Regions from separate parts of the Homo sapiens genome. Here region 1 is linked to region 2. Evidence: read pairs that join two places in POLR2A ChIA-PET (ENCODE). Cell type or tissue: CD4-positive, alpha-beta T cell. All regions are shown on one strand. Each heading gives the region's core, and the rest is flanking DNA. Links, peaks and the distances in the headings are about the cores only.

The links. Peaks named below come from ENCODE experiments on the same cell type or tissue, not always from the same donor. Only the 100,000 strongest peaks of a DNase experiment are listed, where the experiment ranks them.
Region 1: POLR2A ChIA-PET joins it to region 2 with 20 read pairs; 23 of 35 experiments call an interaction of 5 or more read pairs at or near these places.

Annotation. Positions count from the first base shown.
Region 1 is chr10:119,633,613-119,650,908 of GRCh38, reverse strand. It overlaps the pseudogene RPS8P4. Among named protein-coding and RNA genes, the nearest start is that of BAG3, 9.1 kb to the left of the region's middle. RefSeq lists enhancers at 1-56, 1-391 and silencers at 13,782-14,005, 16,485-16,685. In CD4-positive, alpha-beta T cell, for the core only: no CTCF peak of the experiment used is centred there; DNase peaks (open chromatin) are centred at 6,335 and 8,158.
Region 2 is chr10:119,576,217-119,587,414 of GRCh38, reverse strand. It overlaps TIAL1 (TIA1 cytotoxic granule associated RNA binding protein like 1), which reads left to right. Exons shown (of 12, transcript NM_003252.4): 3 at 4,858-4,956; 4 at 5,192-5,246; 5 at 5,406-5,493; 6 at 7,405-7,480; 7 at 8,581-8,689; 8 at 9,679-9,774; 9 at 9,880-9,964; 10 at 10,212-10,335; 11 at 10,665-10,804. Among named protein-coding and RNA genes, the nearest start is that of TIAL1, 15 kb to the left of the region's middle. In CD4-positive, alpha-beta T cell, for the core only: no CTCF peak of the experiment used is centred there; no DNase peak of the experiment used is centred there.

The DNA.
Region 1 (17,296 bases), core at 4,834-12,833, 60 kb before region 2:
CAAACTCACCTGCCTTCCTTTGGAAACTTCAAGAAAAAAAGAGATTGTATCAACTGATGGCTTTTAGTCTCCTAGACTAAAAAGAAAGTTTCGTTGCAGCTTTAAAGATAAATCACATTTTCTTGGGTCTGGATCTTTTTTATGGTAGAGATTGGTTCTTGCTATCTTATATCTTGACCCTGATTTGGGAAGTAAAGACCGAATAACCATGACATTTTTTGTTTGGTTTATTCAATTGCACTTGTAACCTGTCAAAGGAGAAAATTACAACACATTTAAAGATCTTTTTTGTTGTTGTTGTTGTTGATTTTCATTTTTTAACTTTTATTGTTAAAGATCTTATTTGTGATTCTAGAAATTGGGCAACATCTCCATTAAATTAGAATAAGTGCTCCCATGAGCTGAGCAGAAGAGGTTGGTTTTATAGACAGAGAAGGGCTGAAGAAAGCAGAAACAAAGAACCAAGACTGGATTGGTTGTTTCAAAATTACTTTCCTTGTAAGGAGGGGACAGAGAGACAGAATCATAGAAAAATAACTGATGAGGGCTTGCCACCATGGCTCATGCCTATAATGCCAGCACTTTGGAAAGTCAAGACTGGAGGACCTCTTGAGTCCAGGAGTTTGAGACCAGCCTGGACAACACAGTAAGACCCCCATCTCTGCATAAACAAAAAATAAGCCAGGTGCAGTGGCTTATGCCTGTAGTCCCAGCTACTCAGGAGGCTGAGGTGGGAGGCTCATTTGAGCCCAGGAGTTTGAAGCTGCCATGAGCTATGATTTTGCTCTTCATGCCAACCTAAGCGACAGAGCAAGACCCTATCTCTTTAAAAGAAAGAGAGAGAAAGAAAGAGAGAAATGATTGAGAGAAATGTAACATCAGGTTACATACTTCAGATTACTGTACAGTTGACCCTTAACATGGGTTTGAATTGAGCAGGTCCACTTGTACATGGATTTTTTTTCAATAAAAGTTACACCGATGTGCTTGCCTCTCCAGTCTCCCCTTCCACCTCCTCCACCTCTTCTGTCTCTGCCACCCCTTGACAGGAGAATCAACCCTTCCTCTTCCTTCCCCTCCTCAGCCTCCACGTGAAGATAATGAGGATGATGACGTTTATGATGATCACGTCCACTAAATGAGTAGTAAGTGTACTACTCTTCCTTATGTAAATGTAAAATCTCTTCCTTATGATTTTCTTAACATGTTCTTTTCTCTAGCTTACTTTATTGCACGAATACATATAATACATATACAACATATGTGTTAATTGACTGTTCATGTTATTGGCAAGGCTTTCCGTCAAGAGTAGGCTATTGGTAGTTTTGGGAGATTCAAAGTATGCAGGGGCGGGGCATGGTGGCTCACGCCTGTAATCCCAGCACTTTGGGAGGCCAAGCGGCGGATCACTTGAGATCAGAAATTTGAGACCAGCCTGGCCAACATGGTGAAACCCCAACTCTACTAAAAATACAAAAATTAGCTGGACGTGTGGCACATGCCTGTAATCCAGCTACTCGGGAGGCCGAGGCAGAACTGCTTGAACCCAGGAGGCGGAGGTTGCAGTGAGCCAAGATCATGCCACTGCACTCCAGCCTGGGCGACAGAGCCAGACTCCAGTTCAAAAACAAACAAACAAAAAAGTATGCAGGGATTTTCTTTTTTCCTTTCTTTTCTTATTTTATTTATTTTATTTATTTATTTTTTTGAGACAGGTTCTTGCTCTCTCTCCCAGACTGGAGTGCAGTGGGGCAATCTCAGCTCACTGTAACCTCTGCCTCCTGGGTTCAAGCGATTGTCCTGCCTCAGCCTCTTGAGTAGCTGGGATTACAGGTGTGCACCACCATGCCTGGCTAATTTTTGTATTTTTAGTAGAGACAGGGTTTTGCCATGTTGGCCAGGCTGGTCTCAAACTCCTGGTCTCAAGTGATCCACTCGTCTCCGTCTCCCAAAGTGCTGGGATTACAAGCATGAGCCACCTCGCCCAGCTTTGCAGGGATTTTCGACTGCACGGAGTTGGTGCCCCCAGCCACCTCCTGTCACTCCCCAACCCTCACCCCTCATTCGAAAGTAGCCTGTTTGGGAAATTAGACTATCACCTCTCCTGATTTCTCAGAAAGTCAGATAACAACTTGGTTTTGGTTTGGTGATGTGGAACTTTAGCATGAGTGACTCCTTTCTGATTTTTCGTCGGGTTTGTTAAGGCCAAATGCAGGAGCTTAGTCCAAAACAGTGACCTCTTATAACTTTTATTTAACAAACGTCAATGAGCACCCCAATTCCCCTGGGAAAGAGAGACTGTGTTCCAGAAAGAGAGAATGTTTGGGAGGTGACATTTTAGATCTTTAGACATACTGACTCATTCCCTTCCCCAGAAACGCTTTGAACTAATATTGGGCCTAGTTTTCAATTCGGAATCAGAGAATATCCTCGAACCCCAGTCAATACCTCTGCCCCTTCCTGCCCTCAGCTTACTCCTTCTGGAGAAAATGCCAGAGAGGCCTGCCTATCATTTCCAATGGAATGATTCTCACTTGTAAAAGTATGCTTATCCGCTTTGGAGTCCAGTAACTCCAGTGATGATCAGGCCCCAGGGACTGATGCAGGTCACCAAACATGTTAGAGACAGGTGTATAAACCCGAATGTCAGTGCACTAGTTTCCCATAGGAAATATTACTGTTGAAGGAACTAGACCCCCAAATTCACTAGTCAGTGTCTGCCTTATGCTTCCTTATGTCTGCAGCCCTGAACCCAGAGTCCATATTCAATAAATGTTGATGTTTATCGAAGATTGAATCCAGAGTGAAATTTTATTTCTATCTTCTTCCTTGCTCAATTTGCTTTCCACTACAGTTTAAGTAACTACAGTTTAAATAAACACAGAGGCTGGGTGTGGTGGTTCATGCCTGTAATCCCAGCACTTTGGGAGGCAGAGGTGGGGGGGATCACTTGAGGTCAGGAGTTTGAGACCAGCCTGGCCAACATAGTGAAACCCCGTCTCTACTAAAAATACAAAAATTAGTCGGGCATGATGGTGGGTGCCTGTAATCCCAGGTACTTGGGAGGCTGAGGCAGGAGAATCGCTGGAACCCGGGGAGCGGAGTTTGCAGTGAGCTGAGATCACGCCACTGCACTTCAGCCTGCGCAACAGAGGAAGACTCTGTCTCAATAAACAAACAAATACTGAAAGTGGTGTTGGCCATTTTTCCCCTGAAAGAAGCAGCAGGGAGGAAGCAGGTTACTCTGGGATTAACATAGCTGCTTCTGACAGTTGCTCTGGAGGCTAAAGCAGCTCCATCCTGGATGCTCATCTGCCATGTTCGTTTCTGATGAACCCGTTCCAGGAATGCCTCTAAGATTTCTATTTTCACATACTTACCCTTCGGTCAAAATAACGTTGGTGTTACTGTAAACACATACTTACTATAAATCCTGCCTGTGGCGAATTCCCTGTGGTATACAAGCCCTGGGACTTCAGGGTAACAGTGCAGGGACCCGCCATCTTGTCTTGCAGCCATCCAGGACATGGCTTGTGTTTGTAAGTCCCTATTAAGTGTTTCTCTCTGAGAAACTGGATTTGTCCACCTCTTTCTTCAGCTTCTCAGTTTCCTCAGCCTTTGAGGGTAGGTGTGCATAGACCTGCTCACCGCAGAAGAGTTATCCTCCGCTAGGGACTTCCGCAGGGTTTGTCTAAAACAGAGACACAAGTCTTGGAGAGCTGGCTGGAAGAAGCTGCTTTGAGCCACGTTGAATACTGAGCATCATGTCTGTCCTCGGTGGCTTTTTCTTTTCTCCAGGCCCTCAGACACTCCCTCTTTAGGCCTCCTGGAGTTCATCTGCCCAGATCAGAAGCTTAAGCATAACCCTAAATTTCTTTTGCCCCTCACCATTTAATTATCCTTTTTTTTTGAGACTTGCTCTGTCACCCAGGCTGGAGTGCAGTGGCGTGATCTCGGCTCACTGCAACTTCCGCCTCCCTGGCTCAGGCGATTCTCCTGCCTCAGCCTACCGAGTAGCTGGGATTATAGGCACCCGCCACCATGCCCAGCTAATTTTTGTATTTTTAGTAGAGACAGGGTTTCACCATGTTGGCCAGGCTGGTCTTGAACTCTTGACCTCAGGTGATCCTCCTGCCTTGGCCTCCCAAAATGCTGAGATTACAGATGTGAGCCACCGTGCCTGGCCCATTTAATTATCCTTAAATCTGTGGATTCCACTTCCTAGATATTCCTTGATTGTGAACTCCTGTCTGTCTTTAGTGCCACCAACCCGTCCAGGTTACCTTTGCCTGTCATCTGGATCTTGGCACGGCCTCCTGATGGATCTCCCAGACTCTAATCTTTGTGTGTGTGTGTGTGTATGTGTGTATGTGTGTGTGTCTGTGTGTGTGCGTAAGCAGTTGGTCACGTAAACCAGCCTCTAATCTTGTTCATCTCCAATTCGTTGCCCACATGGTAGCCAGAGCAATCTTTCAAGCACAAAACAGGCCTTGCCCCTTCTCTGCCTAGAATTCTTTAATGCCTCTCTGTTGACTCCACACTCCTTGGCTTGGTGTACACAAGACCTTCCTCCCCTCAGCCTGGTGTGCACTCTGGCTGGCCTTGCTGCACCATATCATGCAGGCACTGACACAGCCTGCCCTTGCCTCTGCCCACCCTGCTTCCTCCACCTGGAGAGCCCTTCTCTCCAACACCCAATGGCCTCCCGCTCTCTTTGCCTGGCTGACCCCCCTTCATCATCAGGTATTACCTGTGGCATCTCTCTTCTTCATCCTCCTGGTCTGAGTCATGTGTCCCTTCTATTATGGCAAAAACTGTGATTACTTTTGCACCAACCCAATAGGTGCTCTGCAGAAAGTAAAAAGTTTCCTCTTCGAAGCTTCCCTTCTTGTTAAAGAATAAATCATAAATGTTAAAAATAATAGTTTCTTTTAAAGACTAAACTTCCTTCAAGCCTCCTTGCTTTGTGCTAGTAACTCTTTGTTAAGCCTTGTCCTATGTAGCTGTTAGATATAAAAGAATAAGTACAGTTGGCCAGGCACGGTGGCTCACACCTGTAATCCTAGCACTTTGGGAGGCTGAGGCAGGTGGATCATGAGGTCAGAAGATCGAGACCATCCTGGCTAACACAGTGAAACCCCGTCTCTACTAAAAAAATACAAAAAAAAAAAAAAATTAGCTGGGCGTGGTGGCCGTCGCCTGTAGTCCCAGCTACTCGAGAGGCTGAGGCAGGAGAATGGCGTGAACCCGGGAGGCGGAGCTTGCAGTGCGCTGAGATCACACCACTGCACTCCACACTCCAGCCTGGGAGACAGAGCGAGACGCCGTCTCAAAAAAAAAAAAAAAGAATAAGTACAGTCTATGTCCTTGTACTTTAACCAAGATATTTGTACTAGACGTGCTCACAGGCACATTCCAGCTTGCAGCCTGTGCCCCTTCCTTATTTAAAAATATTATTACTTTTCTAAGTCCTTTCGCAAGCAACTTCCTCTTTTCCTTTGTTCTCTGTTGCTTTTACCTATTTAAGAAAGTTTTAAATTATTAGCAAGTCGGATTTAATTTAGACTGTGAGGTCCCGCTCCAGCCAATAGAGACAGGACACAGTAGCAGAGACAAACTGCATAAAGGATAAAAATTACTTCCCTTCTTTGTTCAAGTGTGCTCTTGCTATTGTTCCATCTGCAAGGAGCACCCTTTCTGCAGAAAGTAAAATTGCCTTGCTAAAAAAAATTTTTTGTCTAAATGCTAATTTTTCCTTGCCGTACCAAGGAACAAGCACTCTGTTTCTAAATAAACATTTTCCTTATAACATGCTCCCTTATACATCCCATGCCACCCTGTCAATTGCACTGAATTGCAATTGCTTGTCTGATGGTCTAATGTGTCCATGGATTGAGTTTCATGAGGGCAGGAGCAGACTTGTCAATCACCACTGGGTCCCCAGCCTCTAGCATGGTGCCTGACAGACAGTAGTTACTAAAGCAACAATAGTTGTAATGGCTACCATTTATTGAACATTTACTGCATGCCAGGTACTGTGTGAACGGCTTTGTGTGGATTACTGCATTTAATTTTTATGGGAGAAGCTGTGATGCGTGCTGCCCAGATCCACTTTCAGGGATGAGGGACTTATTCCACCTACTGTTGGGGATGCTGTAGGAAGCTGAATCTCAGCTACCTATGGGGACTGATGCAGCTGAAGAAAACTGCCTCGCCCAAGGTCACACGTCCCTCCAGGGACAACCTGCATCTAGTGACTGATTTATTGAGGGGCTTAGAGGCCCAGCCCCTTCGGTCCAACTCAGGATAGGGCTAACGGGCTACCCCGGCTCCAGAGCGCCCTCTGGGGTTGACTGCTGCTTTCTTTGGGACTGCATCACAGCTCAGCTTCTCCCTCTGCACAGTCCTGCTTCCTGTGTTGCTCCTAGGAGAATTCCGTAATAAAGTCCAGCTTGCTACCTCTCATAGTCAGCTTCCTGAGGAACCAAGCCTGGAACAATCCTCTCAGCAGCCTTCTGGGTAGGCGTTATTATGATTCTCCTTTTACAGATGAAGCAACTAAGGTTTGGAGACGTTAACACAAGGCTCTTGATTTGTGGAGGCGGGATTTGAATTGTGGCAATTGACGCCGGATCCCACGCTATTAACCAGGAGCTCAAACATAAGTGAATCAACGGCTTAGTCCCACTTGTCACCAAGGGAAAAAATGTAAAAAGCTAGAATTGAGAAACAACGTTTTGTGCGAATGATTTTTTCTCAATGCTGAGGAAACAGGAGCCGTAGCTGGCTGCTGTGGAAGATTATAAATCAGCCCTATTAATGCTGTGCCCAGGCCTGACTGACTCATAGCACAGGTCACAGACAGAGGACTCAAGCCCAGCTATAATGGTGAGTTTTAAATGAAAATGTCAACCACAAGATTTCAGCGTCTGGGTGATTTAATCCATTTCTATTGGAACACAAGAGCCAGCATAGGAGAACAGCCAGTTCTCCCTGATCGGTGCAAAATGCTGGTCATCCCAGGTCGTTTTTTTTGCTTTTGGGATGTTGTGAGAGATCGGCACGTGCAGCCATGCACACCTTCACTAGCCATGCCCTCTCAGGGGGCCCTTCCACTAGGGGCAGCCTAGATAAAAGGAGGCCAGGGCCATCTGGATGGAAGCCATGGCCTCTCTCTAATGTCCTGATGGTCGAGTGCACTGGGAGAGAAGGGCTACAGGCAGTAGGTATTAGCACTGAGGGGGATAGAAGACGTCCGGCCTGGTTATACTGTGCAGACTTCTATGATAAGCTCTATAAATACGCCCTGCTGGAGGTGGAAGGGGAAATCAATATGGCTTCGCTGCAGAGTTTCAGATTGCAGCACTAACTTTGCATCTGTTTGTTATTAAAAGTTAAAGTCTGTGCCTGCTTGAGCCCAGTCGCCCTGTGCTCTCTGACCTTGTGTGGCAGGTACATCCTGGGCCTTTAATCACAAACCATCCTGTTTAGCTATTTAACTGTCTACATTCTTCCCTGAAAGAATGGCAGGAACCATGGTACTGGGGACTCTAGCATCAAACGCTAACTATTTTTTACTTTTTAGTTTTTGAGGTGGAGTCTCGCTCTGTTGCCCAGGCTGAGTGCAGTGATGGGATCTCAGCTCACTGCAACCTCTGCCTCCTGAGTAGCTGGTATTATGGGTGTGTGGCACCACACTGGCTAATTTTTGTGTTTTTAGCAGAGATGGGGTTTCACCATGTTGGCCAGGCTAGTCTCGAACTGCCAACCTCAAGCAATCCACCTGCCTCTGCTTCCCGAAGTGTTGGAATTATGGGCAAGAGCCATTGCACTCAGCTATTTTTTTTCTTTTTTCTTTTTTTTTAATATCAGACACTGTCCTGATCTCATTTATCTACCCAGCAACTCTAGGAAGCACAGGCTTTTATTAAACCCATTGCATGGTTGAGGAAATAGGCTTGGAGATGTTGAATAACTTGCCTGAGCTCACATAGCTGACCAGCAGGTAAAACCAGGATTTGAAGCCAGGTCTGGCTGATTCTGCAACCTGTATTTAACCACAAGGCAAAACAGCCCTCCACCTCTTGCTGCTTCTCTTTTTTAGGTGAGTCCTAGCTGAGCAGCTGAACTGCATTGAATAGTATCACCACAAGTTCATATCTACCCACAATCTCAGAATGTGAGATGTGTTCATATCTACCCACAACCTCAGAATGTGAGATTACTTTGCAGATGCGATCAAATTGAGATGAGGTCATACTGGATTAGAGTGGGCCTTAATCCAATGACTGGTGTCCTCATAAGAAGAGGACACCAGTTCATAACCATAATCCCAGGACTTTGGGAGGCCAAGGCAGGCAGATCCCTGGAGTCCAGGAGTTTGAGACCAGCCTGGGCAACATGTCGAAACCCTGTCTCTACAAAATAAGCAAACGTTAGCTGGGCGTGGTGATGTGAGCCTGTAGTCCCAGCTACTTGGGAGGCTGAGGTGGGAGGATAGCTTGAGTCTGGGAGGCAGAGGTTGCAGTGGGCCAGTATCATGCCACTGCCTTCCAGCCTGGGTGACACAGTGAGACCTATGCCTCAAAAAAATAAAAATAAAAAGAGGGGCCAGGTGCGATGGCTCATGCCTGTAATCCCAGCACTTTGGTAGGCCAAGGCGGGCAGATCATTTGAGATCAGGAGTTCAAGACCAGCCTGACCAATATGGTGAAACTCGATCTCTACTAAAAATACAAAAAAATTAGCCAGGTGTGGTGGTGCACACCTGTAATCCCAGCTACTGGGGAGGCTGAGGCAGGAGAATCGCTTGAACCCTGGAGGTGCAGGTTGCAGTGAGCCTTGATCGCGCCACTGCACTCCAGCCTGGGTGACAGAGGAAGACTCTGTCTCAAAAATAAATAAATAAAAATAAGTAAATAAAAATAAAAGGAGGGAAATGTTGATACAGAGACACAGACATACAGGGAGAAGACCATGTGACAATGAAGGCAGAGATCAGAGCGATGCACCTGTAAGCCAAGGAGCACTGAGGATTGTCTGCAACCTCCAGAAGCTGGAAGAGGCAGGTAGGATTCTCGCCTAGAGTCTTCTAGAGAGAGCATGGCTCTGTCACCACCTTCATTCCTGACCTCTTCTTTAAGATCAGTTTTCAATTATATCACCCTGACTAAACATGAATGAATGGATAGCTTGTCAAGCCAAAAACCAATAAATAATGATACGAATGTAGGAGGGAAGTGAAAAATGTCTGGTTACCCATTTGTTTATTCACTCCAACAAGCATTTGATGCCAGTCTCTGGAATTACAATGATGAATGAAACAGGCTCAGCCTCTGTGCTCAGGAGTTAATGATTTTGTGGAGTCAAGAACCCTGTGAAGAGTTAAGTTACATTACAACGTGGTAAGTGCTATTGCAGAGATACAGATAAAATGCTGTGGGAGCCGAAAAGACAGAGCAACTAACTCAGCCTAGTGAATCTGGGAAGGCTTCCGGGAGACATTTGTGTTGAAAAAAGTTTTAAATCAATAATCAGTAGTATACACATGATACAGAACTCCAGGTGCCAAAGGAGACTGCATTAGTTCACTAGGGCTGTTGGGACAAAGTACCACAAACTAAGTGGCTTAGAACAACAGACATGCATTGTCTCAGGTCTGGACTGTAGAAGTCCAAGTCAAGGTGTCAGCAAGGTTGGAGCCTTCTAAGGGCTGCAAGGGAAAACTCTGTTCCATGCCTCTCACCTAGCTTCTAGTAGTTTGCTGGGCATCATGCTGATCTCTGCTTTCATTTTCACATGGCATTCTTCCTGTATGACTGCCTGGGTCCAAATTCCTCCCTTTTTTTTTTTTTTTGGGACAGAGTCTCGCGCTGTTGCCCAGGCTGGAGTGCAGTGGCATGATCTCGGCTCGCTGCAACCTCTGCCTCCTACGTTCAAGCAATTCTTGTGCCTCAGCCTCCCCAGTAGCTGGGATTACAGGCACCTGCCACCATGCCTGGCTAATTTTTGTATTTTTAGTAGAGACAGAATTTTGCCATATTGGCCAGGCTGGTCTCAAACCCCTGACCTCAGATGATCCCCCGCCTCGACCTCCAAAAGTGCTGGAATTAGAGGCATGAGCCACCACACCCGGCCGCCTCCTTTTCTTTTTTCTTTTTTATATAGAGATGGGGTCTCACTGTGTTGCCAAGGTTGGTTTTGAACTCCTAGGCTCAAGTGATTCTCCTGTCTCAGCCTCCCAAAGTGCTAAGATTACAGGCATGCGCCACTGCACCCAGCCTCAAATTCTCCCTTTTCAACAAGGACATTAGGGGCCCACCCTACTCCAGTATGACCTCATCTTAACTAATTACATCTGCAATGACACTATTTCCAAATACACTCACATTTTGAGGTCCTGAGGTAGGACTTCAACATATAACTTGGCGGGGGTGGGGGAGGTTCACAATTCAACCCATAACAGGTACTCGATGAAAAATAAACCTCCCGGCTAGTCTCAGTGGCTCACACTTGTAATCCCTGCACTTTGGGAGGCCGAGGTGGGCTGATTGCCTGAGGTCAGAAGTTCAAGACCAACCTGGCCAACATGGTGAAACCCCGTCTCTACTAAAAATACAAAAAAAAAAAAAACAAAAAAAAAACACAAAAAACTAGCCCAGCATGGTGGCACCTATAATCCCAGCTCATTGGGAGGCTGAGGCAGGAGAATCACTTGAACCCAGGAGGCGGAGGTTGCAGTCAGCCGAGATCATGCTACTGCACTCTAACTTGGGTCACAGAGCAAGACTCTGTCTCAAAAAAAAAAAAAAAGAAAAGAAAAGAAAAAGAAACTTCCCTTCCTCTATGCTCCCCAGCTTCCCAGTTCCCTGCTCTAGAGGCAACCAATGTCTCCAGCTTACTGGGTGTTTTTCCAGGGGGTCTCCCATTCATTTACCAACATATATGTGCACGTTCTTCCTACTCGTAAAATGATAGCCATGTGCACTGGCATTCACCTTCCTCTTTTTACTTAACAATGTTCCTGTGAAATTTTCCATATCACTCCACACAGAGCCTCTTTACTCCTTTAAGTGACTGTACAGTACTTCCTAATTTATTGAACTGGTCTCCTATTAATAGATATTTAGATAGTTTCCAATCTTCTGCTATTACAAACAATGCTGCATTGTGTGTGTGTGTGTGTGTGTATATATGTATATATATATATAGAGAGAGAGAGAGAGAGAGAGAGAGACAGAAAGAGAGAGAGAGATTGAGACAGAGACAGACAGACAGGGTCTCACTCTGTTACCCAGGCTGGAGTGCATGGCATGATCTCGGCTCACTGCAACCTCCACCTCCTGGGTTCAAGTGATTCTCCTGCCTCAGCCTCCCAAGTAGCTGGGATTACAGGCGTGCACCACCATGCCTGGCTTATTTTTTTGTATTTTTAGTAGAGATGGGATTTCACCATTGGCCAGGCTGGTCTCAAACTCCTGACCTCAAATGATCCACCTGCCTCAGCCTCCCAAAGTGCTGGGACTACAGGCATGAGCCACCGTGCCTGGCCTTCAGTGTATTTTCTTGTGCACAGGTCATTTTGCAAGAAAGTACGAGTAGGTCTATCAATACCTGGAAGTGGAAGTGCTCCATCATCAGGCCAATGCGTTTTAAAATTTAAGTTATTTTGCCAAATTTGTCTCCAAGGAGGTCAGGGAAGGTCAGCCTCGCACCAGTAGCGTTCAGAGTGCACGTTCCCCATGACTTTTTTTTTTTTTTTTTTTTTTTTTGCCACAGAACAATAGACACCTTTATTCCATGGGCAAAGACAGAAAGGATGAGGATTTATTTGCCTTTCCGGGCCTTGATTTTCCTAAGATAGAACTCCATCTCCTTGCCCCCTGGCACATAGACATGGGCTTGGCCACACTGTCCCAGCCTTGAAGCGACGCATGCAAGAAGCTTGCCCTGCTGGAACTGCTCCCCCAGGAGACGGCTGATTTTGGCATTCTTTTCCCTTTCATCGTATTTCTTCTGAATTTTTTTAGATCGTTTTTTGTTTAAAGTCTTTTCTTCCTCAGGAGTCAGTTTGGCTCCCTTCTTGCAGCCCAGGGGCAGCGCATAGTGGGACTCATACCACTGGTGGTACGGTGTGCTGTCAGTGAGCACGAAGCAGTTCTCCACCAGGGTCTTGGTACGGACCAGCTTGCTATTGGGCGCATCGTAGACAACATCAGTGATCCTTGTTTTGCGAGTACAACACTCTGAACCCCAGGAGAAATTCCCCATGTCCCGCCTCAGGGCACCGTATTTATTGTTACCTCCCCGCACACGGACTGTGTGGATGTGGTGGGGGCCAATCTTGGTGTTGGCAGCCAGGTGCCCCAACTCATACTTCCGCTTCTTGTCGTAGGGCTTTCTCTTGCTGCCAGTCTTGCGGCGCTTGTGCCAGTTGTCCTGAGAGATGCCCATCACTCGGCGCTGGCTGGAAAGAGGCCCCATGATCTTACCGGACCGTGTTAGCTAATGTTCTGATCTTTGCCAATCTGATATATTCCCCTTATGCTTTTAATTTGAATTTCTATTATGATGAGTGTAATTGAGCATCTTTTCTTTTTTTTCTTTTTTTTTTTTTTGAGACAGAGTTTTACTCTTGTTGCCCAGGCTGGAGTACAGTGCGATCTCGGCTCACTGTAACCTCCGCCTTGTGGTTTCAAGCGATTCTCCTGCCTCGGCCTCCCAAGTAGCTGGGATTACAGGCACCCACCACCACTCCTGGCTCATTTTTGTATTTTTACCAGAGACGGGGTTTCACCATGTTGGCCAGACTGGTCTTGAACTCCTGACCTCGTGATCCGCCCACCTCGGCCTCCCAAAGTGCTGGGATTACAGGCGTGAGCCACTGCACTTCGCCCCTGTTGAGCATCTTTTCATGTGTTCAGAGACATTTGGAATTCTCTTCTGCGAACAGTCTGAACCTATCCTTTGCCTGTTTCTCCACTGGGACTAAGGGATAATGAAAATGATTTTTACAGATGCAAAAGGGGTTAAACAAGAGCACCAGGTCGATGTGGGACCCATAACAATGGGGACTGGCATTGAAAAATGGCCTGAGGCATTCTACCTCTGGTCCAGTTGCTTGAGATTTCTGACTGAGGCCCCCCCCTCCCACTCTCGCCTAAGCAGCAGCCAGCTCTGGAACCAAGGGAAAGCCTGGAAATGAAATTGTAGGTTTAGAAATGAAAATTTGAGCTTGGAATGCAAATTGACTGAGAAACCACCAGGCCCCTCCTCTGAGCCTGGTTTATCTCCAGCCTCTGAGGCTGATTTAAGCTTGGTCGGGGATAGAAGGAAGTGAGAGGTAGGAGCTCGCTGCATGACTTAATAGGCTGAGAGGAAGATGAAGATTGAAACAGGTACACATGTCATAAAATGATGGTCAGAGACCAGTGTCAGGAATTTCTTCCAAGGCCACAATATTCTTCTGCCTTGTTCTTTTGTCTTTTCTTCACTGGCTAGGGCTGTGCTAAGTTAAAACCCAAATGGACAGTCATTTCTATCTAAATCCGTTACTGTCTTAGAAGGTGTGGGGCAGTGTTTTCAGGATGGAGAAAGAATCAGGGTTGTGCTTTGGGGATCTCTGCCACCATGTGAATTGCACTCTGAGGTTTAAGTAGGTACCGGTACATGTCTTCTATTGTTTCCAGAAGGTGCACAAAGTTGCTTCCAGAGAGCCTGTTAAATCTCATTCTTCTATTCTTATATGCTTCGAGATTTCTTTTTTTTTTTTTTTTTCGAGAAGGAGTCTTGCTCTGTTGCCCAGGCTGGAGTGCAGTGGCATGATCTCAGCTCATTGCAACCTCCGCTTCCTGAGTTCAAGCAATTCTTCTGCCTCAGCCTCCCAAGTAGCTGGGAGTACAGGCATGCACCACCACGCCTGGCTAATTTTTGTATTTTTAGTAGAGACGGGGTTTCGCCATGTTCGTCAGGCTGGTCTGACCTCATGATCCGCCTACCTCGGCCTCCCAGAGTGCTGGGATTACAGGCGTGAGCCACTGTGCCCAGCCCTCTTCAGGGATTTCTTGAACACCTCCTGACAATAATCCCTCAGCTAGGCTCCATGGAAGCTTTCAAAGACATGGAAGAGCTGATCCATGCCTTCTAAAATGGTAGACTCTAGTTGGGGAGTTAAGGCTTCTGTGATAGTTAATTTTATGTGTCCAGTTGGCCCCAGTACCTAGATGTTTAGTCAAACATTATACTGGATATTTCTGTGAAGACGTTTTCTGGATGGCATTAATTGACTTTTTTTTTTTTTGAAACAGGGTCTTGCTCTGTCATCCAGACTGGAGTGCAGTGGCATGATCTTGGCTCACTGCAACCTCTGCCTCCTGGGTTCGAGCGATCCTCCCACCTCAGCCTCTGAAGTAGCTGAGACTGCAGGCATGCGCCACCATGCCTGGCTAATTTTTTTTTTTTTTTTTTTGTAGTGACAGAGTTTTACTATGTTGGCCCAGGCTGGTCTCAAACTCCTGGGCTCAAGCCATCCACCTGCCTTGGCCTCCCAAAATGCTGGAATTACAGACATGAGCCACCGTGCCCAGCCCAAGATTGACATTTAAATCCGTGGTCTTTGATTCCAATGAAAGATTTATGAAGCGGGAAAAAGGTCTGTGGACTTTAAGTAAAGCAGATTGACCTCCATAGTATGGGTGTGCCTCATCCAATCAGTTGAAGGTCTTCAACAGAACAAAGACAAACCTCCCCAGGTAAGAAGTTCTGTCAGCAGACTGCCCCTGCCCCTTCCCTAAATCACTAGTTTGCCCACCTAACCTGCAGACTTTGGATTTGCACCTCCATAATCTTGTGAGTCAAGTCCTTACAATAGATCTCTCTCTATATTTACACATCCTGTTGGTTCTTTTTCTCTGGGAAACCCTGGCTAATATAACTCCTAACGAATTGCATTATCTTGGTGGTGCTATCTGACATTACCCGAAGGAAGCCTCCAATCAGACAGACCTTGAACAGGAACTAGAGATTTAAGCAAGATTCCAAAGCAAAGTCAAGTTTGACTATATGGAGGAAGAAGGAAGGGCCTTCTGGGTAGGGAAACACATTTGTAAGAGCAAACATATGGAGTTAGGCCCAAGCAGGAGACCAATCTCAGGGTCACAGGTGCTCTATTACCTTTCCCATAGCAGCTGCCACAGTTGCACCTGGACACTTGTTAGTGGCAGTATGTGTTCAATGTCTGTCTCTCTCCTTAGGCCATAAGCTGGTATTTGGAGCACATATACATTCCTCATGCCTACCTAGTTCCATTCTTAACACAAGTTGGTGTTGATTAAATATTATGAAATGAAGGAATTCACTTGGCCCTCCTGCTGAATTATAGTCAATGGCAGAATTAATTCCCTACCCTTTTCCAAAAGGTGTCAAAAAACTGGCAATGATGGTTATGAGAATTGCTTTTTCCTAATGGGGAGTCAAGTTTATTATTTTCTATTTCAAAATACATCCTTGTAAACAATTCAGATAATGCATAAAAATACAAAAAAGAACATCTGTAATCTCATTGCCCAGAGATGAGTTGAGAAATGAAATAACATTAAATTGCCACTGACTGTAAAATGTAGTGTATTGTTATTGCCACATTATCAGATCTTTCCTTGCTCTTGAACTAAGACCCTCATATTTATTGAGTGCTTGTTGTGTGTTAGCCAGTGTGTAGGATCTGAAATACAAAGGTAAATAAGGCAAGCATAGGGTATTCCTGGCTTCTGGAAGTGTCTAGTTAGTTCTCTAGGCCAGGTGGGCATGGTGGCTCATGCCTATAATCCAGGTGCTCTGGAAGGCTGAGGCAGGAGAATTGCTTGAATCCAGGAGTTCAAGACCATCTTGGGCAATATAGTAAGACCTCATCTCTATAAAAAATCTTTTGGGCCGGGCGCAGTGGCTCATGCCCATAATCCCAGCACTTTGGGAGGCCAAGGCGGGTGGATGACCTGAGGTCAGGAGTTCGAGACCAGCCTGATCAATGTGGTGAAACCCCATCTCTACTAAGAAATACAAAAATTAGCCAGGCATGGTGGCGGGCGCCTGTAATCCCAGCTACTTGGGAGGCTGAGGCAGGAGAATCGCTTGAACCTGGGAGGTGGAAGTTGCAGTGAGCCGAGATTGTGCCATTGCACTGCAGCCTGGGCAACAGAGCAAGTCTCCGTCTTAAAAAAAACAAAACAAAAAAAAGGCCGGGCATGGTGGCTCATGCCTGTAATCCCAGCACTTTGGGAGGCCAAGGCAGGTGGATCACGAGGTCAGGAGATCGAGACCATCCTGGCTAACATGGTGAAACCCCGTCTCTACTAAAAATACAAAAAATTAGCCAGCCATGGTGGCACGTGCCTGTAGTCCCAGCCACTCAGGAGGCTGTCTCAAAAAAAAAAAAAAAAGTTAAAAAATTAGCTGAGTGTGTACTGTGGTGGTACATACCAGTAGTCCCAGCTACTCAGGAGCCTGAGGTGGGAGGGTTGCTTGAGCCTGAGAAATGGAGGGTGGAGGTTGCAGTCAGCCAAGATTGCATCACTGCACTCCAGCCTGGGTGACAGAGCAAGTCCCTGTTTCAAAAAAAAAAAAAAAAGGAAAGAAAGTTTTCTAGAATCAAAGCTTTTACAGACTCCAGTGTTTCTGCATCATCTCTTGGCTGCTGGACACAGGTTCTTTTTGCTGTGCTTGAAAACACGTTTTTCTTTTCCCAAGCTGTGGTGAACAAACCCCTCAGAACATTTCCCCAAAGCCATTTCCATTTTATAGAAAATGTGTTGTTACATTTTGAAGGATTCTTTTCATTACTTCCCCTGGGTCCCTCTGGAAACTTGGCTTCAGTTTAATGATTTTCTTGGTTGTTGTTGTTTGTGTCTAAAGATCACATTCTTCTACCAGGGAGCAGCTGTTTACCCTGACAGACCAAACTGGTTTAACTTTATTACTTTTCACTAATGAAAAGAAACATTGTTCTTAGTAAGTAGAAAGAATATTTAACACCATTTTCCTTATTTATGTTTGGTTTGTTTGTTTGTTTGTTTTCTAGAGACAGGATCTTGATCTGTTGTCCATCCTGGAGTTCAGTGGTGCAACCATAGCTCACTATACCTTGACCTCCTGTGCTCAAGTAATCCTCCTGCCTCAGCCTCCTGAGTAGCTTGGACTACAGGCGTGCACCACCACATCCAGTTGATTTTCTTATTTTTCATAGAGGTGAGGTTGCTCAAGCACTATGTTGCTCAAGCTGGTCTCAAACTCCTGGCCTCAAGGA
Region 2 (11,198 bases), core at 1,238-9,237:
GCTTCTTGGAGGACTCACTGCCTAGGCGGAAACCTTGAAAGGATAGTAGTACATACTGGCTAGAAAGGAATTGAGGGAAGAAGGGATTCCAAATAAAGGGAACTTTGATCCAGGTTGGTAGGGAGAGCAGGAGTGCTTGAGACAGAGAGGGAAAAATAGAACCCGTAGCATGGTTGTAGTTAAAATGGAATTAGTCGTAAGAGATGGCAGGAGTTTATGGAAAGGGCTAGAAACTGTGCTAAAGAGTTTGTTTTATCCTGAAACGGAGAACTGTTAAAAACCTTTAAAGTGCATTGGCCTTTTGATTGTCTTTCCCAAGTAATGACAATCATCATTTTGTTCTGGTGTATTATATTTTTCCTTCCTGCCTTTAATTATTTATTTGTGCTTTCATCGATCAAAAATTTCCTTTGCACTAGGCACTATACAAGGTACTGGAGATATAATGGAGAGACAGCCAAATGAGTTTCCCAAGCAAATAGGGATGTAAGCCATGAAGAGAATAAAACAGAGTTCTGTGATGATTGGAGGGTTGGTGCTATATAGGCTAGGTGATGAGAGATGTCACCTCTTTGAGCTGAGATGAATAACAAGATGGTGCTATCTATGGTAAGAGCTGGAGGCAGAGGAAACAGCAAATACAAGTCTTGAGTTGGTAATGAACTTGTGTTTGTGGAATCAAAGACCGATGGCTAGAGTCTGGTGAGGGATGGAGGGGAGTTAAGGGAAATGAGTCTAACAGCAGGATTCAGAATCACAGGACATTATGGTCCATGACATAGTTTAGGTTTTACTCTGATTGCTGTGGCAGACCAGTGGAGGGGCTTAAGCAGGGGGATGAGGTGCCAAGATTTGCATATTTAAGCTTACTACTCTATGTAGAGAATGACTGTTTTATGGAGAATAGATTGTAGCGGGCAAGAGCAGAAGGAGAAAAACCATCTGGATTTACTTCACTAGTCTAGGTAAGAGATGATGGAGGCTTATTCTCGAAAGTGCTAGCCGAAGTCAAGATAAGGACAGAGGTTGATAGATTTGGAATATATTTTGGAGGTAGAATTGATAGGACTGGGTTGGCTGTGGGACATAGGGAAAGGAAGAAATCAGGAAATACCCTAAGATTCATGTTAATGCAGTTGTATAGTTGGTAATGCTATTTATTTGCTAAAGTGGGGGTGACCTGATGGATGTCACCATGGGGAGTGGTGGGAATCAGAAATTGTGTTTTGGATGTTAGATTTAAGACATGAATTAGACATCAAAGTGGACGTTAGATTAGGCAGTTGGATAAAGTAGTTTGCAACTCTAGAGAGACCGGTGCTGAAGCTTGCAGTGGTATTTGAATCCATGAAGCCATGGGACTAGATGAGTTCACAGAGAGAGAATGATGGTAAAGAAGAGCACAGAGGCCGTGAGGTCTGAGCCCTGGACAAGCTCAACATTTAGAGTTTGAGTAAGGGAAGAAAGATCCTACAGTGAGGAAACAGGAAAACCAGAGTGTGGTAGGAGACAGAAGAGAATGTTTAAAGGAGGATGGTGGTCAACTGTAGTGAATTCTGCTTGGAAGTAAAGATTAGGATGGAAAAGGAATCACAGAAGCAGCAGAGAGGTCATTGTTGAGCTCAACATGCAGTTTCAGTGGCATGGTTAGCTTGGAAGCTGACAGAAGTAGGTTTAGGAGAGAACGGGTTGTGAGAAAGTGGGGAAAGACTCACTAGAAAATTTTTGAGAAACATTTGTAAAGATTTATTTTAACTATTTTTTAAAACCCCATGTATACATACAGCTATTTGAAGGGTAGAGGGACTCGAAATGAATTTTCATAACATCCATATTCTAGAACTCCTAGATTTGAGCTTGTAAAGTCTCATATTTCTCTGTCTTGACATTTATGTCATCCAACAAAAATTGGTGACAACGCTAAATAAGGTAGGGACATAACGGATTTTTTTTTTTTTTTTTTAAGAGACAGGGTCTGACTCTGTCCTCCAGGCTGGAGTGCAGTGGCGCCATCATGGCTCACTGCAGCCTCCACCTCCTGGGTTCAAGTGATCCTCCCACCTCAGTCTCCCAAGTAGCTGGGACAGCACCGCCACACCTAGTTCATTTTTAAATGTGTTTGTAGAGATTGGTTTCACCATGTTACCAATGGTCCCGAACTTCTGGCTGGTCCTAAACTCCTAGGCTCAAGTGATCCTCCTGCCTCTGCCTCATCCTCCTAAAGTGCTGAGATTATAGGCATGAGACACTGCACCCAGCCATAATTGATTTTTTTTTTTTTTTTTTTTTTTTGAGATGGAATCTTGCTCTTTTGCCCAGGCTGGAGTGCAATGGCATGATCTCGGCTCACTGCAGCCTTGGCCTCCTGGGTTCAAGTGATTCTCCTGCCTCAGCCTCCCAAGTAGCTGGGACTACAGGTGCGTGCCATCATGCCCAGCTAATATTTTTTATTTTTTTATTTTTTGTATTTTTAATAGAGACAAGGTTTCACCATATTAGCCAGGATGGTCTTGATCTTCTGACCTCGTGAACCGCCCACCTCGCCCTCCCAAAGTGCTTGGGTTACAGGCGTGAGCACTTTTTTTTGAGACAGAGTCTGGCTCTGTTGCCCGGGCTGGAGTGCAGTGGCACGATCTTGGCTCACTGCAACCTCTGCCTCCCAGGTTCAAACGATTCTCCTGCCTCAGCCTCCTGAGTAGCTGGGATTACAGGCGCCCGCCACCACACCCAGCTAATTTTTTGTATTTTTGGTAGAGATGGGGGTCTCACCATGTTGGTCAGGCTGGTCTCGAACTCCTGACCTCAAGTGATCCAGCTGCCTCAGCCTTCCAAAGTGCTGGGATTACAGGTGTGAGCCACTGCACCCAGCCCATAATTGATTTTTAGGATGTCACTTGGTGGTGTAAATAAGAAGCTTCCAGAGGGTATAAACTCTAGCAGAGTATCTAGCAGCTATTTATTTTTCTTTCATAAATTTCATTTCAGTATGTGAAAAATCCTTTTTCCCCCATAGTTTTATGATTTTTTTTTTACTTTAGATGTTGTTATCATAGATTCTAGCTTTCCTTATATAATACAAATATATATTATTGATTCTAAGTCAAATTTTTTTAGAATTTTAATATCTGACAGTTGGGATGTGACTTAGAAATAAGTGGTGTCTTAAATTAGATGATATGCAGTGTGATGTGAATATATAAAATATGTGATGTCAGTGAATATATGTGTATATATACATGCACGTGCATACATTGATTGGGAGCTGGCCTACTATTAGATAGATTTGAAATTGGTATTCACGAGTAGACTAGTTTCCTAAAGTGTATGGGATTATCATAGATCTGCTGTTGGACCCCTGTATGTTTTGCTGTGATTATCAGTGTTTTCCTTAGAGACCATTGGGGCAAAAGAGATAGGAGTGAAAGGAAAACTCAACTAGCACAATTTTAGCCTCTTATTTATTTTGATGTCCTTTCTTCAATGAATATTTATGGTAAATGTAATAACTCTTTTACAAGAATTTAAATGTGTGTTTTCATTTGAAGTCTTCCCCCATTTCCTTTCTTTACCTCTTAAGAACAGCATTCACGTGGCTACAACAGTAGGATTTTGTATGAGAGCCCATAGTTTTGTTGTCAGTATTAACGATCCCACTTTTTTTCCCTCAAGGAAATGCCTTCTGGTTCCTTTGCCACTATTGTTTAGACGTCTTATTTTGGATTTTTCTTCTAAAACTTTCCTGGAATGAAAAACTGTTGTGGTTGAAAAGATCTTTATTTTATCTGGTATATTTATCCCTTGTAAGTCCAACTAGAATTCCACATTTTAAATATTATTCTTATAGGGCATTTTACATTGAATAATGATGAATGTTTTTAGCCTTACATAAAAATATGTATTTGTACAGTTGTGCAGCTATTCAGTACAGGTTGCAGTTTCATAGAAATTCATTTCTAGTTTGGTTGTCAGGTGAGAATGTTGCTATAGCTTAGGTAGTACTACTTTCTTCACATCTTTATAAATGTGTTTTAGGTAACTACTGTCAAGCACAGGGTTGCAGAATATATTTAATATAGATTTTTTATATGGTGTTCTTATGATGTAAACTTATAGCTTTGTCTTGGAATATTTTATTCAGATACATTTTCAGAACCTCTTTTCTTGATCACCACTGTTATTTCTCTGATCTTTGGAAGACCAAATTCAAAGTATATAGAATCTTCAGTACATTAGACTATTTTGGAAGGTAGGGAATTCATTTCAGTAGCTGGTTATAAAGCTTAAGTTTTCTTGTTTTTATTTTCATTCTTTCCATATCCAGAAAAGAAATCAATAAAATTCAGTCTTTGTAGCAGCATAGAATTCCATCATTTGTAGTATTGATCCTAATTTTGATCAGTAGTTTATGAAGTTGGTTCTTGCTGTATTTCTGTATCCTGGGATACCACTTATAGAGGATTATGATGCATAAGTAGAACGTAATTTAAAAATAATATTGGAGAAGGAAAGTAGTGGTAAGGAGTGGTCCTCATCAGATCTGAGTTTGAGGTTTTGTTTGGTTTAATATAATCTTCTATTTTATATTTAACACACTTCACCAGAATTCTTTATTTTCATTTAATACTGATGCTCATGATTCTACAACTGCTTTTATAGTTCCGTTTGAGTTCAGCAGTATTCTGAGGTGCAAAGTCAGGTTTAGCTTTAAATCTTATTTAAAAAGTGTTAGGCTTTCATAAGCTTATGCAGTCTCACCTTGTATATTCCCAGCTATCAGTAATGTTTTTTCCTGGATTTTCTTCTCAGCAACCCGATAGCAGAAGGGTCAACTCTTCTGTTGGATTTTCTGTTTTGCAGCATACAAGCAATGACCCATATTGCTTTGTGGAATTTTATGAACACAGAGATGCAGCTGCTGCATTAGCTGCTATGAATGGGAGAAAAATTTTGGGAAAGGTAAGATAATAGGATGATGGCACCTTATGAGTACATATATTTGCATGTCAAACTAGTTTGTATTCTTTCTAGGCAAATTTTTGAGCAGATATTCGGCTGCTGAGTGATGGTTTTGCTTTATTCAGCTTAGTGCTTTTACAAAAATAACCCTGCTTGATAAATGATTTAATAAGTGGTAAGTGTTGTAACTCATGACATGCCTAATAATTTTATTAAATATAATCTTTATTTTTAGGAGGTCAAAGTAAACTGGGCAACCACACCAAGTAGCCAGAAAAAAGATACTTCCAGTAAGTACTCCTGCTGCATTTTACTGTGGAAGAGTTCTGAAATTATCCAGGAGGCATTACCAGCTTAAATAGGTTTTTTTTTCCTCCTCTAGAGTTGCCTTAAAAAGGTTTTAGTGGCTGACTTCTTAAGTATTTGATTACCAAATGCTCTGATTTCAGATCACTTCCATGTGTTTGTTGGGGATTTGAGTCCAGAAATTACAACAGAAGATATCAAATCAGCATTTGCCCCCTTTGGTAAAATATCGTAAGTATCATAATCAGTACTACACTCAGTCATGATAGGCAGAATTGTATATGATTAACTTGTAATTGAATTAAGATTTTCTTTCTCTAGTTAGTATGGTTTTGTTTTGTTTCTTATTTTTCATTTATTTATTTTGGTTTGTTTTGAGTAGTGGATGTTGTTGAAAATGTTAATGTCATTTCAGTGTCTTGGGGTCTCGTTTTCATCTAATCCTGTGTATAATATGTTAAAAAAAATTTAAGTGATTCTGTTTGTTATCTTTGAAGCAGATGTTTGAATGGTAAAACTTATAAAGTCTAGCTTTTTGTCATATGTTTTCAAAATTTGATGGTTTAGGATAATGAGTTAATCAAAAGTAAATGTGATCTATACTGTGTAAGAGTTCAATAACTTTTATAGGAGGAATTTATAAATGGGGGAGAGTAGGTAAATCCTTGGATATATTGTGATTAAATTGGAAATGTTCATGTTTTATTATGATAAATGTGTTTTTGATATTTTAGCTATAAGTGAAAAGTACTATTATACTATTAAAATGTTTCAATGTATGAGTCATAAATGTGGGATTAATTAGATGTTTTTGTTAGTGATATTTGATTCTACTAGTTAAGAGGCAAATGTGGTTTGATTTTTAACAAATTTATGCTCAGATTTTACTGTTGTTACTTGGTAAAAAATATATTGGAAAACTAAAAATGGTTATGAATTGTAGAAAATGTTTATCATAATTTATCTTTCTGATTAAAATCAGTTTATTTTGTATATTTCCTGTAGATTTAAATTAAACATCTTAGTACTACTTTACAGGAAAGTGTTTCAACTAAGAACAACAATATTTTCTCTATACAATTTGTTGTTCTATAGATTTAATTTCTTTAAAAGATGTAATTCTTAACTTTCTGTTTTGATATTTGCTTTGCTTTTTAATCTAAATGTGGTAAGTAGTACTATTTTAAAAATCAATATAAAAATAATACAGGTTGCTGTTTTTCAATCTTTATTTATACCTGAGACCTGCAGTTTTTCTTAAGTCCAAGTCACAATTAAAAGTAATAGCATTCTGGTTATTTTGCAGAATTGCTCATAAGAATGGACAGGATCTTGAAGGCTAACTGCAAGGAACTGTGCACACTGGAACTCAGTTGTAGATTTTTTTTCTCATTTCTATTTATTCTTATTATACATTATTTATATATACATATTTTAGTATTTACATTTTAACATTCTATATTCAGTGGAGTTCTATATTTCCAATCATTTAACTTACTCACTAAAATTTCTGTGTAAATTTGTTGTTTTCGTACTGGTGTGCTTAGCATTGTTGTTAGTTTTTTATTCTCCTTTCTTAAATTTCTGAAAATGTCAATTTTTCAAAATTTACAGCTGCCCAAACTCCAAAATGATGGTAGAGAATTGACCAAGAAAAATAAAGAAATCTGTTAACAGGCCATGTATGCCTTTTTAATTCCTATTTTTTCCTCTTTTTCAATTTTTTAATATTTCATATATTTTGTATCACTAGGCAGAAGACATTTAACTATTTAGAGATTGCATGGTAAAGTAGTTAGTATTGTTACAGTAATTTATAGAATCAGTAAACCTTAGAGGACACTAGTAAATAGAATATTAGAAAGGGAAACTGTTGTTCCTATTAATCTTCAAATTTGAGCATTTAGTTTAGAAAGCACAGGCTATTTGATTAGGTTGCATGTTTATTACATGTTTTTGTCCTACTGCTTTTTTCTAACAGGTAAAGAAGCATTAGGGAGAGTTCAGGAATGGTTGTAGTTAATTAGGGCTAACTGGAATTTTATTTTAAAAATGCTCACAATACAGTGTGTGTGGTTCCTTTTAGTTTTTATTTTGAGGGTGGCTCTTACTTCCCTCATTTAGCTGTGCTTCTTTTCACAGGGATGCCCGGGTAGTTAAAGACATGGCAACTGGAAAATCCAAAGGCTATGGTTTTGTATCTTTTTATAACAAACTGGTACGTTCTTCCATCTCAATTTATATTTTTTAATACTAAATTTAGTCATTAGTTACTTAATGTATTGAATCTGAAACTTGAATATACTTGAATGTTAACTACAAACACAACTTTTATGTAATGTTATGTATGTTTTAATAATAGAGTATAATTTCATTCCTCTTTCATAAACTCGAAAATAAATAGCTAGAAAAAGAATGATTATACTATAAGGAAGATTATTAAAATTGTGTTTGTACATTGGTAAAGGTCAGATGGATTTAGAAGTAAAGCCCAAGTCTAGGACAGATGAGCTAATCTGAGAATTTAGAGGTTAGGTAAATTATATTCAGTTTTAACCATGAAAATCTCAGTTTTAACTCTACCTTTTAAATTATTATTCATACTCTTATATAACTGGGATGTGAATGACTACAACAAATTATGTAAATAAAAATTTAAGCAATTCATCTTGATTTTTGCATATATTCTTTGTAAAAGGGGTACCAAAGTAAGCATTTGCATTAACTGTAACATTAAATAATAAAGTGGGCTTTGATTTTAAAGCAGTTTCAATAACTTAAATCAATGTTTTGTTTTGTTTTGTTTTGTTTTTTTGAGATAGAGTCTCGCTCTGTTGCCCAGGCTGGAGTCCAGTGGTGCCATCTCAGCCCACTGCAACCTCCACCTCCCGGGTTCAAGCGATCGCGCTGCCTCAGCCTCCTGAGTAGCTGGGATTACAAGCATGTGCCACCACACCCAGCTCATTTTTATATTTTTGGTAGAGACATGGTTTCACTTGGGTTCGCCAGGCTAGTCTCAAACTTCTGATCTCAAGTGATCCTCCTGCCTTGGCCTCCCAAAGTGCTGGGATTACAGGTCATCTACATTTTATTGAAGTGGTAAGATAAAGGGCCAGAGTATTCTGTTTTTGCTTAGATTGAATCTCAAGTTCAAATCGTTTTCTAATTGGTAATAGTTCAGTTTCGTTTTGTTTAGGATATTTAGTAAATTCATCTACTGATTTGTATGGAACCAGCAGCGCCGATATTTTATTTCATCTTACAGAGTCTTATTTATCACTCTTTTCTTTGTGATTGTGCTTTCTTTTTTATCCATAGGATGCAGAAAATGCGATTGTGCATATGGGCGGTCAGTGGTTGGGTGGTCGTCAAATCCGAACCAATTGGGCCACTCGTAAACCACCTGCACCTAAAAGTACACAAGAAAGTAAGATATGTCCACTGTGTGTGTTAAAATTATATTCTTCACAAAATCATGTATCATGTATTCATCTAGTCTCAATTTCTAATTTATTTATGTAAGAGACAGGGTCTTGCTCTGTTGCCCAGGCTGGAGTGCGGTGGCATGATCTTAGCTCACTGTAGCCTGAAACTCCTGGGTATAAGTGATCCTTTCACCTCAGCCTCCTGAGTAACTGAGACTACAGGGACATGCCACCATGCCCAGCTAATTTGTAATTTTTTTATAGAGACAGGGTCTGGTTACGTTGTCCAGGCTGACGTAGTATTTAATTAGTGTTGCAAGACTCTAATTATTTCATTTTATATTTCATTATCTGAAAATAATTGGGCTGTGGTATAAGTATTTTTGGAGCTGTGAATCACCTGATTTTATAGATCAAGTCTGTGTCAAATCATAGCATCAAGAAAAATTATGTTTTCTCCTCCCATTGAGGCATATCTTTTTTTTTTTTTTTTTTTTTTTTTTGAGGTGGAGTCTCGCTCTGTCACCCAGGCTGGAGTACAGTGGTGCGATCTCAGTTCACTGCAACCTCCGCCTCGCAGGTTCAAGCGATTCTCCTGCCTCAGCCTCCTGAGTGGCTGGAATTACAGGCGTGTGCCACCACACCCAGCCAATTTTTGTATTTTTAGTAGAGACAGGGTTTCACCGTGTTGGTCAGGCTGGTCTCGAACTCGTGACCTCGTGATCCACCTGCCTCAGCCTCCCAAAGTGCTGGGATTACAGGCGTGAGCCACCGTGCCCTGCCTTAATTTTTGTATTTTTAGTAGAGACAGGATTTCGTCATGTTGGCCAGGCTGGTCTCGAACTCCTGACCTCAGGTGATCTGCCCACCTCAGCCTCCCAAAGTGCTGGGTGCCCGGCCTGAGGCATATCTTAATAGTATATAGTAATTAACAGAAGAGTTTCATAGTACAATATAACAGTCAACGTTTTTGTTTTGTTTCTGCATACAGACAACACTAAGCAGTTGAGATTTGAAGATGTAGTAAACCAGTCAAGTCCAAAAAATTGTACTGTGTACTGTGGAGGAATTGCGTCTGGGTTAACAGGTACAATGTTTGGTTTTCTAATCACCTCTGAGGAGCTTCATCACTGTTCATATGAATTTCATGATACACATCAGCCATGTTTTATTTGTATGTTTTGTTTTATAGATCAGCTTATGAGACAGACATTCTCACCATTTGGACAAATTATGGAAATAAGAGTTTTCCCAGAAAAGGGCTATTCATTTGTCAGGTAACACTCTACTTGAAATATCATTATTACTCTTATATTTGATTCATTCCTTTCACTTATGTTCTCCAGGGTATCAGTGTTTGTTATTTTAGTGCTTCTTTGCAGTATAGAAGTTTAAGCTACCTACCTAATGTACTTTAGAAAAAAAATACCAACTTGCAGGTGTAAACTGATGAGTTTCCATGTTATTTATTGTGTTAGGTTCTTAAAAAATAAAAGACAAAACCATATCATTTTTCTTTCTTAGATTTTCAACCCATGAAAGTGCAGCCCATGCCATTGTTTCGGTGAACGGTACTACGATTGAAGGACATGTGGTTAAATGCTATTGGGGTAAAGAATCTCCTGATATGACTAAAAACTTCCAACAGGTAATTCGATTTTTCATAGCATTCTTTAAGGTTTCCATCTTACATGTCACATAAAAGCTTTGGAAACTCTGTAAAATGAACAATAAAATAAAGCATATAGCTACTTTCAGTTGATTGTATTTCAAAATTGATTATTTGCGGTATTAACTGAATCTTAATACTTTCTTTTCACAGGTGTCACCACCCCAATAAACTTAGACAATGATAAATAACAGAGTCCTATTCACATAAGGGTGCTTACTTAGTTTTTCTCTTCCTTGTCTCCCACTCTTTCTTCATATACGGTGTTTCTTATGTGTTCCCTAAAACAATACTTTGCTTTTTCCTAGGTTGACTATAGTCAATGGGGCCAATGGAGCCAAGTGTATGGAAACCCACAACAGTATGGACAGTATATGGCAAATGGGTGGCAAGTACCGCCTTATGGAGTATACGGGCAACCATGGAATCAACAAGGATTTGGAGTAGAGTAAGTTGTTTGGGTTTTTCCAGTATAGAAACGTATGGTTCTGACAAAATAAATAAAAGTGTGTTTTCCTAGGGAGAATCTATTTTAATTATATACATTGAGCTATTTGGCATTATGAGCATTATAGAAACTAATCTAACAAAATATGATTTATGAGGCTAAGAAATTACTTCTCATTACCTAGGTGGAAAGGGGGGATTGGGGTAACATTTAGTGTGTCCTATGATCCCTGTAAGCAGTTGGTAGAATTTGATTTACATTTCTGATACACTTTTATTTATTTTTGCATGTAAAAGATCTTTGTCCAGATATATTCAAAAGTTTGATGGTTTTATGCCTATGTGGTATGTGTGAGAAATCTGAGGTTTGTGTGATACAAAGTAACTGGCCTTTT